2 separate regions of the Mus musculus genome follow, and region 2 is linked to region 1. The links are chromatin loops, found by intact Hi-C in ENCODE. Cell type or tissue: heart. All regions are shown on one strand. Links, peaks and the distances in the headings refer to the core of each region. The heading gives the core; the rest is flanking DNA. Region 1 has its middle 6.0 kb from the start of Gm52626. Region 2 holds the start of Tuft1 (tuftelin 1).

What was found. A loop is a pair of places that touch in the nucleus more often than their neighbours do. Peaks named below come from ENCODE experiments on the same cell type or tissue, not always from the same donor. Only the 100,000 strongest peaks of a DNase experiment are listed, where the experiment ranks them.
Region 2: it touches region 1 in a loop (4-fold over the local background); 8 of 42 quality-filtered maps call a loop at or near these places.

What each region holds. Positions count from the first base shown.
Region 1 is chr3:94,749,525-94,754,901 of GRCm38, reverse strand. It overlaps the pseudogene Gm15264. Among named protein-coding and RNA genes, the nearest start is that of Gm52626, 6.0 kb to the left of the region's middle. In heart, for the core only: no CTCF peak of the experiment used is centred there; no DNase peak of the experiment used is centred there.
Region 2 is chr3:94,655,840-94,661,216 of GRCm38, reverse strand. It overlaps Tuft1 (tuftelin 1), which reads left to right and starts at 2,345. Exons shown (of 13, transcript NM_011656.3): 1 at 2,345-2,492. The coding sequence starts at 2,433. It also overlaps the pseudogene BC021767. In heart, for the core only: no CTCF peak of the experiment used is centred there; DNase peaks (open chromatin) are centred at 1,756 and 2,356; H3K4me3 peaks cover 1,302 bases; H3K27ac peaks cover 248 bases.

The sequences.
Region 1 (5,377 bases), core at 157-5,156:
ATGGGCAGGGGTCCTTGATTGGCAGGGTTAGAAGATTGTCTAGTGAAGGATGACATGCTCCAGAGCAAAGCCAGATGTCACCAGTGGGGGACCGTGGAGGCAGTGTATAAAGGAGCACATGGCCACATGGAGTCTGCGTGGGTGACCTCTGCCTGCCTTCTCCTTCGCTCCCTCATTTTCTCCCTCCCTTTGACTTTTTTGTTGTTGTAGTTTTGTTTTGTTTTTTGAGACAGGGTTTCTCTGTGAAGCCCTGACTGTCCTGGCACTCACTTTGTAGACCAGGCTGGCCTGGAACTCAGAAATCCGCCTGACTCTGCCTCCCGAGTGCTGGGATTAAAGGCGTGCGCCACCACGCCCGGCTTTCCTTTGACTTTTTTTTTTTTTTTTTTTTTTTTTAAGATTTATTTATTACATGTAAGTACACTGTAGCTGTCTTCAGACACACCAGAAGAGGGTGTCAGATCTCGTTACAGATGGTTGTGAGCCACCATGTGGTTGCTGGGATTTGAACTCTGGACCTTCAGAAGAGCAATCGGGTGCTCCTACCCACTGAGCCATCTCACCAGCCCCTCCTTTGACTTTTTAAAGGGAAAGAATATATGTTAGAGGGATAGAGAGATGGCCCAGTTGTTCTAGGCACTAGTTACTGTTACAGAGAGACCCTGGTATGATTTTCTGCATCCACATAGTAGCTAACAACCATCCACAATTTCATTTCCAGGAGATCAGGTACCCTTTTTTAACCTCCATGGGCACCAAGCGTGTATGTGGTATACATATATACATGTGCCGTACATATTAAATAAACAAATAATATAATGTAAAGAATACTTGTACATAGTGTGTATTTATTTTTTGGCATTTTGAGACAAGATCTCCTGTACCCCAAGCTAACATTAAACACCTGCTCCCTCTCTACCTCCCAAGTGCTCAGATTTCAGCATGGGCCACCATGCCACACACATCCTGCTCTTGTACATGATTTTAAAAACAAAACTAATATCAAATGTTTTTTGAAGGAATGTATGTGTTCTCTACTTCTAAGTTCTGCTACATGGAAGTGGCCACTTTGAAATCTTGGCTGTTTGTTCTGGTGCAAACCTCTGTTTCTAAATAAAATACTTATAGTAGCGTGTTTCTTTTCTCTTTTGAAAATTGCAGTTGTTTACTTGGGGGCAGTAGCACAGGCATGCCACGCACATGTGTAGAAGTCAAAAGACACGTCAGGGAAGTCCATTCTCTCCTACCACGTGAGTCATGGCATCAGGTCTAGCAGCAGACACCTTTTTTACTGCTCCATTTAGTTAGTTCCTATTCCTCTCCTTCCTCTCCTCCCCTTTTCATCAGTTCTTGTATTGAGGCTGTCTCACACCCAATGTTGATATCTTTAAACTTCTGATTTTCCTGCCTTCTCCTGATTCCTAAGGTTGCAACCATTTGACAATGTGGCTGATTTATGTGGTGGTGCAGGTCAAAACTAGAACTTTGGGCATGGCAGGCAAGCCTCTAATTGAGCTATACCCCAGCCCAGTCCACACCTATTCTCCACTGGGGAAACAGGAAGCATGGAGAATTGAATCTGGGGCCTCATGCATGCTAAGGAGGTGTTCTACTGCAGAGCTGTGCCTTCTGTTTTAGCTTTGTTTTTGTCAGTTCTAGGCAGTCATTGGCTCCTATTGTAGGAATTAGAGGAAGGTTAATATCCCCTCCCTTTTTTTAAAATTTTTTTTATTTTTTACAAATTCCTTTCTTGTGACTGCAGTGTAATCAGAATTTTTAGTTAACCCATGATCCCCATTAATAGGATTGTGCTTGACAGCATGAATCTGGGGCTGTTAGGTTGCTTGCCTGGCATCCACTAGCCCTGGATTGGATCAGACTGTGCAAACTGGGTGTAGTGGCACATGCCTGTAATCCCAGCAGTCAGAAGATTAGTCAGGGAGTTCAAGGCCAGTGTGGGATACATGAGAACTTGTCTCAAAATAAATTAATAATTAAAAGTAAAGAAAAAAAGCTGCATAACTGTGAGTCTGACTAAATGCTTTGCCAGAGCACTTTGATAACTAATTTCTTCATTCTCAGTTTCCTCATATGTAAGAGGAGACAATAATCATGCCTTCTCATAAGATCATTATGAGGATTAAGTAAGATAATATGCAGGCAACATTAAACACAGTGTTTGGCACGGGGTTAGTGCTCAGATGTTAGTTTTATTCTCTGTTTGCCACTGGTGTACTCTGGATTGTCCTAACTGGATCTGGGCACCCAAGCCTAGGGTGGAGGAAATCTGAGGATGCTGTGTGTCAGTACGGTTATATGTAGAGGGCAGATGCTGACATCAGGATGTCTTTCTCAGTCTCTGGGGATCTATACTCTGGTTATCATCATGCTTGTATAGCAAGCACTTTACCCACTGCCTGGTCTTTATCTCTACCTACCCCCACCCCACCTGAGGCAATGTCTCACATTGTACCAAGGCTAGCCTAGAGCTCATGTTGCCCAGAATGGCCACAGATTTGCTGTGATCCTCCTGCCTCAATCTCCAAAATGCAAGGATTGTAAGCATGTGTCACTACGCCTGTCCTGACTTTGGTCAATTTTTATTCCTTCTCATATTGGCATTTGTTTATTCTTATCTGCTTATTCCCCTTTCCCTGATATTACAGGACCTGTAATATCTGCCAGTGGGGCACCGTGGGGAGATCCAGGATGGATTGCTGAGTGACCTTTGCTAGTCAAGAGGGCTGATTTTTCACAGTGACGTTGATGGTTAATGGACCCTCTCCTCTTCTCTTCCCTTCCCTTCCCTTCCTTCCTTCCTTCCTTCCTTCCTTCCTTCCTTTTTTTTCCCTTCCCTTCCCTTCCCTTCCCTTCCCTTCCCTTCCCCTTCTCCTTCCCCTTCCTTCCTTCCTTCCTTCCTTCCTTCCTTCCTTCCTTCCTTCCTTCCTTCGTGTAGAATAAAGAATAGAGTTTATTCAGGGCATGGGGGGAATTAAGAGGATAATAGAGGCAGAGAAAGGCGGGTGGTGGTGGTGGTGGTACAGGCTGGCCAAGGGCCAAGAGTATGCAGTGAGGGGGGGGGGCAGGGAGTGGGGACAGAGGGAGCAGGAAGGCAGGAGAAAGAGCAAAAGCAAGAGCTCTCTTCTTTCTCTTGAAGCCAAAGCATGGCAGACTCTGGGCTCTCTGCATCATTTAATGTTACCCTTATCCTTATTTACAACACTTTTTCCAACCTTCACTTCCTCCCTTCCCTCCCCTCCCCTCCCCTCCCCTCCCTCCCCTCCCCTCCCCTCCCCTCCCCTCCTTTCCTCTCCTCTCCTCTCTCTCCTGTAGGAAGCCAACTCTAAGATGCTGCCAGTTTCCGGTGTGCCTTTGTGGTAAATAACAGCACTGGGCTGGTGCTAGCCTGAATCTGGCGCCAACCCCTCCAGAGTGGGTGCATGCAAATTTGATGCTGGCAGACTGACCAATCCCAGGGGGCCACGGAGCCTTCTCCTGTGCTGGGGTGCATATAAGCAGTTCTCCCTGGGTGCCCAGGGGCCCCCGTAGCAGCATCTTCTGACCGTGTTGTGTCTTCCTTGCTGGCTGAGGTGGGCGCAACAACTGGTGGCCCGTATGGGGACCTGAGGACAACGAGCATATGAGCAAGAGAAAGAAAAAGGGTGAGAAAGAAAAAGGAAAAGAAAAGGGAGGAAAATTAAAAGGAATCAGTCATAAAGAAAAGAAAACAATGAAGATATATCCCTCTTTAAAGGATTTAAATTTATCAAGCTTTGCTTCCAGTGACTCAGAACTTAGCAAAGATGATGAAGCTGACCTAGAGGAAGAGGCAGCTCGGTATGAGAGGGAAAGATATGACCCGGATTGGTCATATAGAACCAAGCCAATGAAAAGGGGGGCATCGGCTAATAAAAGAACAAAATCGAAAGTGCCAACAGCTCCACCTTAAAACCCTGATTACACAGGAAAAAAGGAGTCCTCTAGTGCTGTTAGACTAGGTACCTCCTTCTGTCCAGAGGTGTGGAAAGAAATAGGATTAACCTTTCCGGTTTTTGTTGATAGACAAGGGCAGCAGTATCATGAGCCAGTGGATTTTAAAACTATCAAGCAACTGGCTGAGTCAGTCCGTACCTACAGTGTGAGTGCAGCCTTTGTAGTTGCACAGGTTGAGGTGCTTGCTAGATATTGCCTCACCCCGGGGGACTGGAATAATATTGCTCAGGCTTGTTTGTCGTCCGGACAGTATTTAGACTGGAGGTCCTTGTACTATGAATATGCAAACAGTCAGGCAGCAGCAAATTTGGCCACAGGACAAGATCCCCAGAGACATTGCGATGCAGATATGCTCCTGGGTCTGGGGCGCTTTGCATTAGATCAGACAAATTATCCTGAAGCAGTCTATACCCAAATAAAAGAGGTAGCTACCAAAGCCTGGAAGGCATTGCCGAACAAAGGCACAGCCTCAGGCAATCTTACGAAAATCTTGCAGGGTCCCACAGAACCATTTTCAGATTTTGTAGCACGCCTCGTTGAAGCAGCCACTAGAATTTTTGGAGACCCTGATACAGCTATGCCTTTGATGAAGCAGCTAGTATATGAGCAATGTACTAAAGAATGCAGGGCAGCCATAACACCCTATAAACATAAAGGCTTAGAGGTATGGATGAAAGTCTGTCGAGAACTTGGGGGCCCGCTGACCAATGTGGGCCTAGCAGCGGCTGTAGTGCAATTAGGCAAATCCAATAATGATGCTTGTTATAAGTGTGGCCAAAAAGGACATTTTAGAAGACAATGCCCCGAAAATGAGAAAAGGACTCCATTAGATAAACCTAGGCAGCCAGGATTATGTCATAAATGTAGAAAGGGAAAATATTGGGCTAATGAATGCAGATTAACAAAAGATATAGAGGGTCGACCCCTACAGACAGGATATGGTGGCGCCAGGCCAAAAAACAGACAACGGGGCCCACGTCCCCAGGGCCCTCAAATATATGGGGCTCTTCAGAAAGCGTCTCTCCGTCATCCGAGAGACCATGGAGAGCCACTGCGGGTTCCGCAGGATTGGACCTCCACTCCACCACCAGACTCGTACTAACCCCACAGATGGGGGTGCAACCCATTGATACAGATTTTAAAGGCCCCCTTCCAAAAGACACCGTGGGGCTGCTGCTTGGACGTTCATCGTCTGCCTTAAAAGGATTACAAATTACCCCTGGAGTGATTGATCCAGATTATATGGGGGTTGTGAAAATCTTAGTGGCATCCTCCATTGACATTTCAGCTATCTCTCCCCAGGAGATAGAATTGCTCAATTATTACTGTTGCCAAGATTACATAAATATTTCTCAGCTGATAATAAAATACGAGGAGAGAATGG
Region 2 (5,377 bases), core at 160-5,159, 94 kb after region 1:
CCTGCACATTCATACCTCTCCAAAGACCAGCCTTTCCTCATTGGGGGCCCTCAGCCTGTCCTCCTACCCCAGTGACTGAGCAGCTACAGGCTGCTCTGCCAAGCAGCCCCTGGGAGAAGGGCTTTGAAAGGCCTGGTAAGGTGGTGGGGACTGGTTCTGCCCAGGGTTTCCATCTTCCTTGCCCTCTGTGACTGAGGATGCTACCATAAGGTGGTTGTACCTGGGAACCATGGCAACTGTTGATACAGGTTCTAAAGTTCAAACATCTAGTCCCTGTGGCCTCCTTATGGCTTCTCGGATGTGCCCAGCTTCTGTGGGAACCAACAGATCCTTGCTTTTCTCAAGAAGTGGGCCCTGTTTCAGAGCCTCGCCTGGGGTTGGAAGCTGACTCTCAGTAGAGATGGGAAGGGGTCATGGAGAATATATTCCTCCTTTGAGTTTTGGGGCATGCCAAGCTCTTGTGGGTGAAGGTAATGGGGATGGTTTGCCTCTTATCTCCAAAGTAAGTTCTGGTCTCATCAATGACTTCTATATCATGATTTAAAAGAAGATATTCTGCAGATCAGATATTTTCTCCCAATCCAGCCTTGGTTTAATTTTAAATTAAATATTAAAAATGGCATATCTATATGAAATTCTTGTCTTCATTTTTCTGGTTAATTTGAAGGCCTACTCCAAAAGTTTTTTTTTCTTTTCTCTCTTTTTTTTAACGTGTGTGTGTGTGTGTGTGTGTGTGTGTGTGTGTGTGTACACATGTGAATACTACATTTGTAGAGGTCAGAAAACAACTTTTGAGATAGAACATCTTTTCTCATTTTCCACAGTGTGAATCCTGGGATTGAACACAAGTGGTCAGGAGGCTTGGCCACAGGCACCTTTCCCTGCCAAGTAGATCCTATTCCAAGAGTCCTTGAAACTGTACATTAAAATGAGGCTTTAGCTCATTTTTTAGAGGTCTCTTGTGGCTGATCAGGCATCTAGGAAACAGACTACTTGTAGTAGAACCATCCTGTCCTAAGAAGCTCTGGGAATAGCTTATACAGAGTGCTGTATGAGTTACTTGTCTGCTGCTGTAATAGAAAACAACAGTCAAGACAGGTTAAATAAAGAGGTGTGTATTTGAGCCTACAGTTCCAGAGGGGTAAGAGGTCATCGCCATCATGGTAGAAAGGTGATAGCTGAGATCTCAAACCACAAGCAGGAAGCAGAGAGCAAAGTAGGAATGGTGGGAGTCTTTGAACTCTCAAAGCCTGCCCCAGTGACTTGGTTGTCCAGCGAAACTACATTTCCGCAATCCCCCAATTAGTACCTCCAACTGGAAACCAGGTATTCAAATGACCGAGCCTGGTGGGGGGGGGGGGGGCTTTCCCAGTCAAAGAACCACAAATGCCTTTTTTGAGGATAGAGAAAGGACCAGAATTGAGTTTTTCTCCTATTCTGGTCACTGATGTCCCTAGTGATTATCTTCCAGGTATAGACAGAGCTTTGTATCCATTCATCACTGGCAAGTGACTCAGAGTCCAGTCTAGTCCCCGCCCACCTCGTTTCCCCACACCCACCCTAACACTTTAAGGACCTAGATGTTCACCAAAACGAATTGCTACCTCTAGTGGTACTGCCTATTCAATCGGATTAGACCTTACACACCGCGCCTGCTGTCCCTGTGACCATCACACAGTGAGATAGCCTTCTACCAGAGGTCAGCCCTCAAGATCCCAGCCTAAGCTTGGGAAGCAACTGCCTTTGGTGCCACTAAGACTCTTTCTCTAGGGTGCAAATTCCTTTTAAGGTCATGTGTCCCGCCTCTCCCTACCATATAAGTCTAGTTTCTGCAAAGCAAGCCCCACCCAGAGCTTAGCTGGCTTTGACTTCGACCTGGGCTACTTGCCAGGAAAAAGCACCTGCCAGACTGGCTTAGACTAGTCCGAGTGAGCTGGTCTTTGGTGCCTGCCTTTCTACCTGTGTGGTAGAACTCTGAGGAAAGATGTACTCAGCTCTAAAAAGCCTACAGGCTGGCTTACATTTCAGGAAAGACCACAGAAGCTTGTGCAAGCCCCAACTCAGACGACCAGACCGATTCTTTCCCGCACCGAACCTGGAAAACTGAAAGGAAAAAGACCAATGAGATACCACAAGATACCTTGTCGTACCCTTAGTAAAATTCCTAAGCGGTCACCCGACCTTCACTCCCAAGCCTCACCTTTACGTAAATCGTCCATAGCACGGGTAGGCGAGTCCTGAAGCCTCTTGGCACCGCCCACCTCTCGCTTCCGCTCTACCTCATTGATAAATACCGCCCTGGGCGTGGCCCATCTTCAGCCCCGCCCCCGACGCGCCTATACTAGGGGGCGGTTCCGCGCGCGCACCCGCCTGCCGGCCTAGTTTCCCCGGGACCTCGGAGTTGAGGAAGCTCATACGACCTCCGCGTGAAGATGAACGGGACGCGGAACTGGTGTACCTTGGTGGACGTGCACCCGGAGAGCCAGACCGCGGTAGGTCGTCACCTTCACCCCGCCTTCCCACTCAGGCACAGTGGCTTTCCAGCTCCGCCGCTCGCGTGCCTCAGGCTCAGGTAGCCCATTTCACCTGACGCCGGGCTCAGTGCGGTCAGCCCCGCGTCGCTCCGTGGGCTTTTTCCTTTGCCCTGTGGCGGACTGTGGAGTGGGAAGCACAGGACGAAACACTGGCAGCTCCAGGGCTGGGGAGGTCCTGTCCTTGGCGCGGACACTGTAGCCCCGGCTCGGGCATGGGGCGCGTTACTCAGGCGTCTCGTGGGCAGCTAGATTGGGTCGTGGAAGACGCTCGAGGGACCGGATCCCTGCGCTGTTTCGGACGTTGCGCCGGCCCAGGTGGGTTACGCCTTTTCGCGTTTCCCGATGGCCTCAGAACCCCTTCAAAGACTTCTGTGATGGCGATCCTTTTACTAGGAAAGGGGGCAGAGGGTCGAATCCTAGGAGAGAGGGGAGAGCATGAGTGGGCGGGATAGGTCTCAGACAACTACGGAATTGGTACCAGATTCTACCTTTCGCCCAGAGGATTTATGGAGCTCTCCGCTCGACGGTCACCTCTTTTGGATTTCTCCTTTTTTTTTTTTTTTAAATCTTGCTTTTCTGGTCCCCAACCCCCTTTCAGCCAGCCAGTAGCTTCCTTGGTTTTGCTTTCATGTCCAGATGCCAAGTCCCTGTAGGGGAATAAGGGGATGCTGCGGAACTCCAGTGGAGAACTGAACCCACCTGGAGTGGGTTAGGGAGAGAGAGGGGGCATTCTCCAGTGCAATCCAGTCTGCCCTGCTCCCTTTATGCCCTCCTCACTCCCTCACTCCCTTTATGCCACCCTCAACTGACCACATATTTTTTTTTCTCTCCAGAGGGAAAGGCCTGTAATTTGATGCTGCATGTTTCTAGTCGTTGCTGGGGGATCCAAATACTCCATAGATCTGTGCTAATTAATTTATTTCCAAGTTGTTGTGGAGAATGAAATGAGAGCCAAAGTGATGGGGAGTTTGCGCCCCCACCCCCCCCATCTGATTCCTATGCGCCTGCCTGTCTCAGCATGTCCTTGAGGCAAAGCTAACCCAGCTACAGCTGGATTATGGCTCTTCAAAGAATTGTTGTAGAATGGGTGCTCATTTGAAGTTCAGAGTACAGCTGATCATTGAAGTCTGTTCACTGTCTCCTTCGACATTTTTGCCTAGAAATATGGAGGTTTCTTTCACATTACAAGTTTTGACATTGCCCAAAGCCCAGCCCACCCCCCAGCCTACCCCAGGTAAGAGAGGTTGACCAAATCAGATAAACAAAACCAAAGTCCAGCCAACAACTAGTCATATCCTATTGTCCCAGCCTCAAGTGCTCCATGCTCTTGGTGCTTTGGAATGGTTGAGTCAGGGAAAGAACATGGAATGAATAAAAGGGGTCATGGGCTTTAAAAAAAAAGAAAGAGGAAGAAGAATCATTTATTGTATTTTTATGCATACACTGTAGCTGTCCTCAAACACATCAGAAGAAGGCGTCAGATCCCATTACATATGGTTGTAAGCCACCATGTGTTTGCTGGGAATTGAACTCAGAACCTCTGGAAGAGCAGACAGTTCTCTTAACCACTGAGCCATCTCTCTAGACCCATGAGCTTCTTTTAGACGTAGAAAAAAGACCCACCTCATATAGAAGAAGGATCTTTAAAACCACAATCCTGGCAGTACAGAGAAGGATATGTCACCCGTTGCTGTCCCTTGATGCTTTTCTTTCTTGTTTGTTGGGACAGAAAGCAGAGGTAGAAAATAGCAATATGTCAGAGGGGAGACAGACTAGACTTGTGACTTATTTTATGGCTGGGCGGTGGTGGCGCACACCTTTAATCCCAGCACTTGGGAGGCAGAGGCAGGTGGATTTCTGAGTTTGAGGCCAGCCTGGTCTACAGAGTGAGTTCCAGGACAGCCAAGGCTACACAGAGAAACCATGTCTTGGGAAAAAAACAAAAGAGGGAGATAGAGAGACTTATTTTATTATAAAGCCAGGAGTGAAATAACCCTTGCCTGGTTTACTCTTGGAGACATTCCTGGGCTCATGAGGAAGGGCAGAGAGTAAACAATCAGTCAGTCAGGAGGCAGGCTTTGTCCTGGATTCTTCTCCTCTGAGCCAACCTGTAAATAAAATTTATGGCTCTGGACAGTCCCTGGGAACCTGTCATGTCGTCAGTCATGTACTCATACCATTGAGCATGCTCAGTGAGGGTGCAAAAGCTGTGAGCAAGGAAACGATTCAACTGATTTATGTGGTGCTGGGAGTTGAACCCAGGTCTTTGGCCACACCAGACAAGCATTTGTCTAACTGAGCTACATCCCCAACTCTATCTTTGTTTATTGGGAGTGCCTTTTTCTTCCGTAATCAGCTGTTTTTATTCCTGTTACTAAGAAACAAACAAAAACATAGTGGAAAAGCTGGGCATAGTGGTAAAAGCCTTTAATCCCAGAACTTGGAGGGCAGAAGTTGATGGATCTCTGTGAGTTTGAGGCTAGCCTGGTCTACATAGTAAATTTCGGGCCAGCCATGACTACATAGGAAGACTTTATTTCAAAACAAAAACCTTAGTGGAGGAGAAATAGCATTTAAAAAAAATAATAACTAACATGCCAGAGCGATGGCGAGGATAGTCTTTCTGACAAAAGCTTTGTGTCAGCTGTATGTATGTTTAATGGGATTAAAGGTGCAAACCACCTTATCTGGTTGTAAAGTGTATTTTAATGTCAAAAGTATTTGTTTAAAAGTGACATTGGTAAGTTATTGGCATATAAAGTACAAATAAATCTCAAACCCATTAGACAATCCTGTTACCTTCCTTTGGCTAAAGTAAACAGCAGAAAGTAACCTAGCTAGCT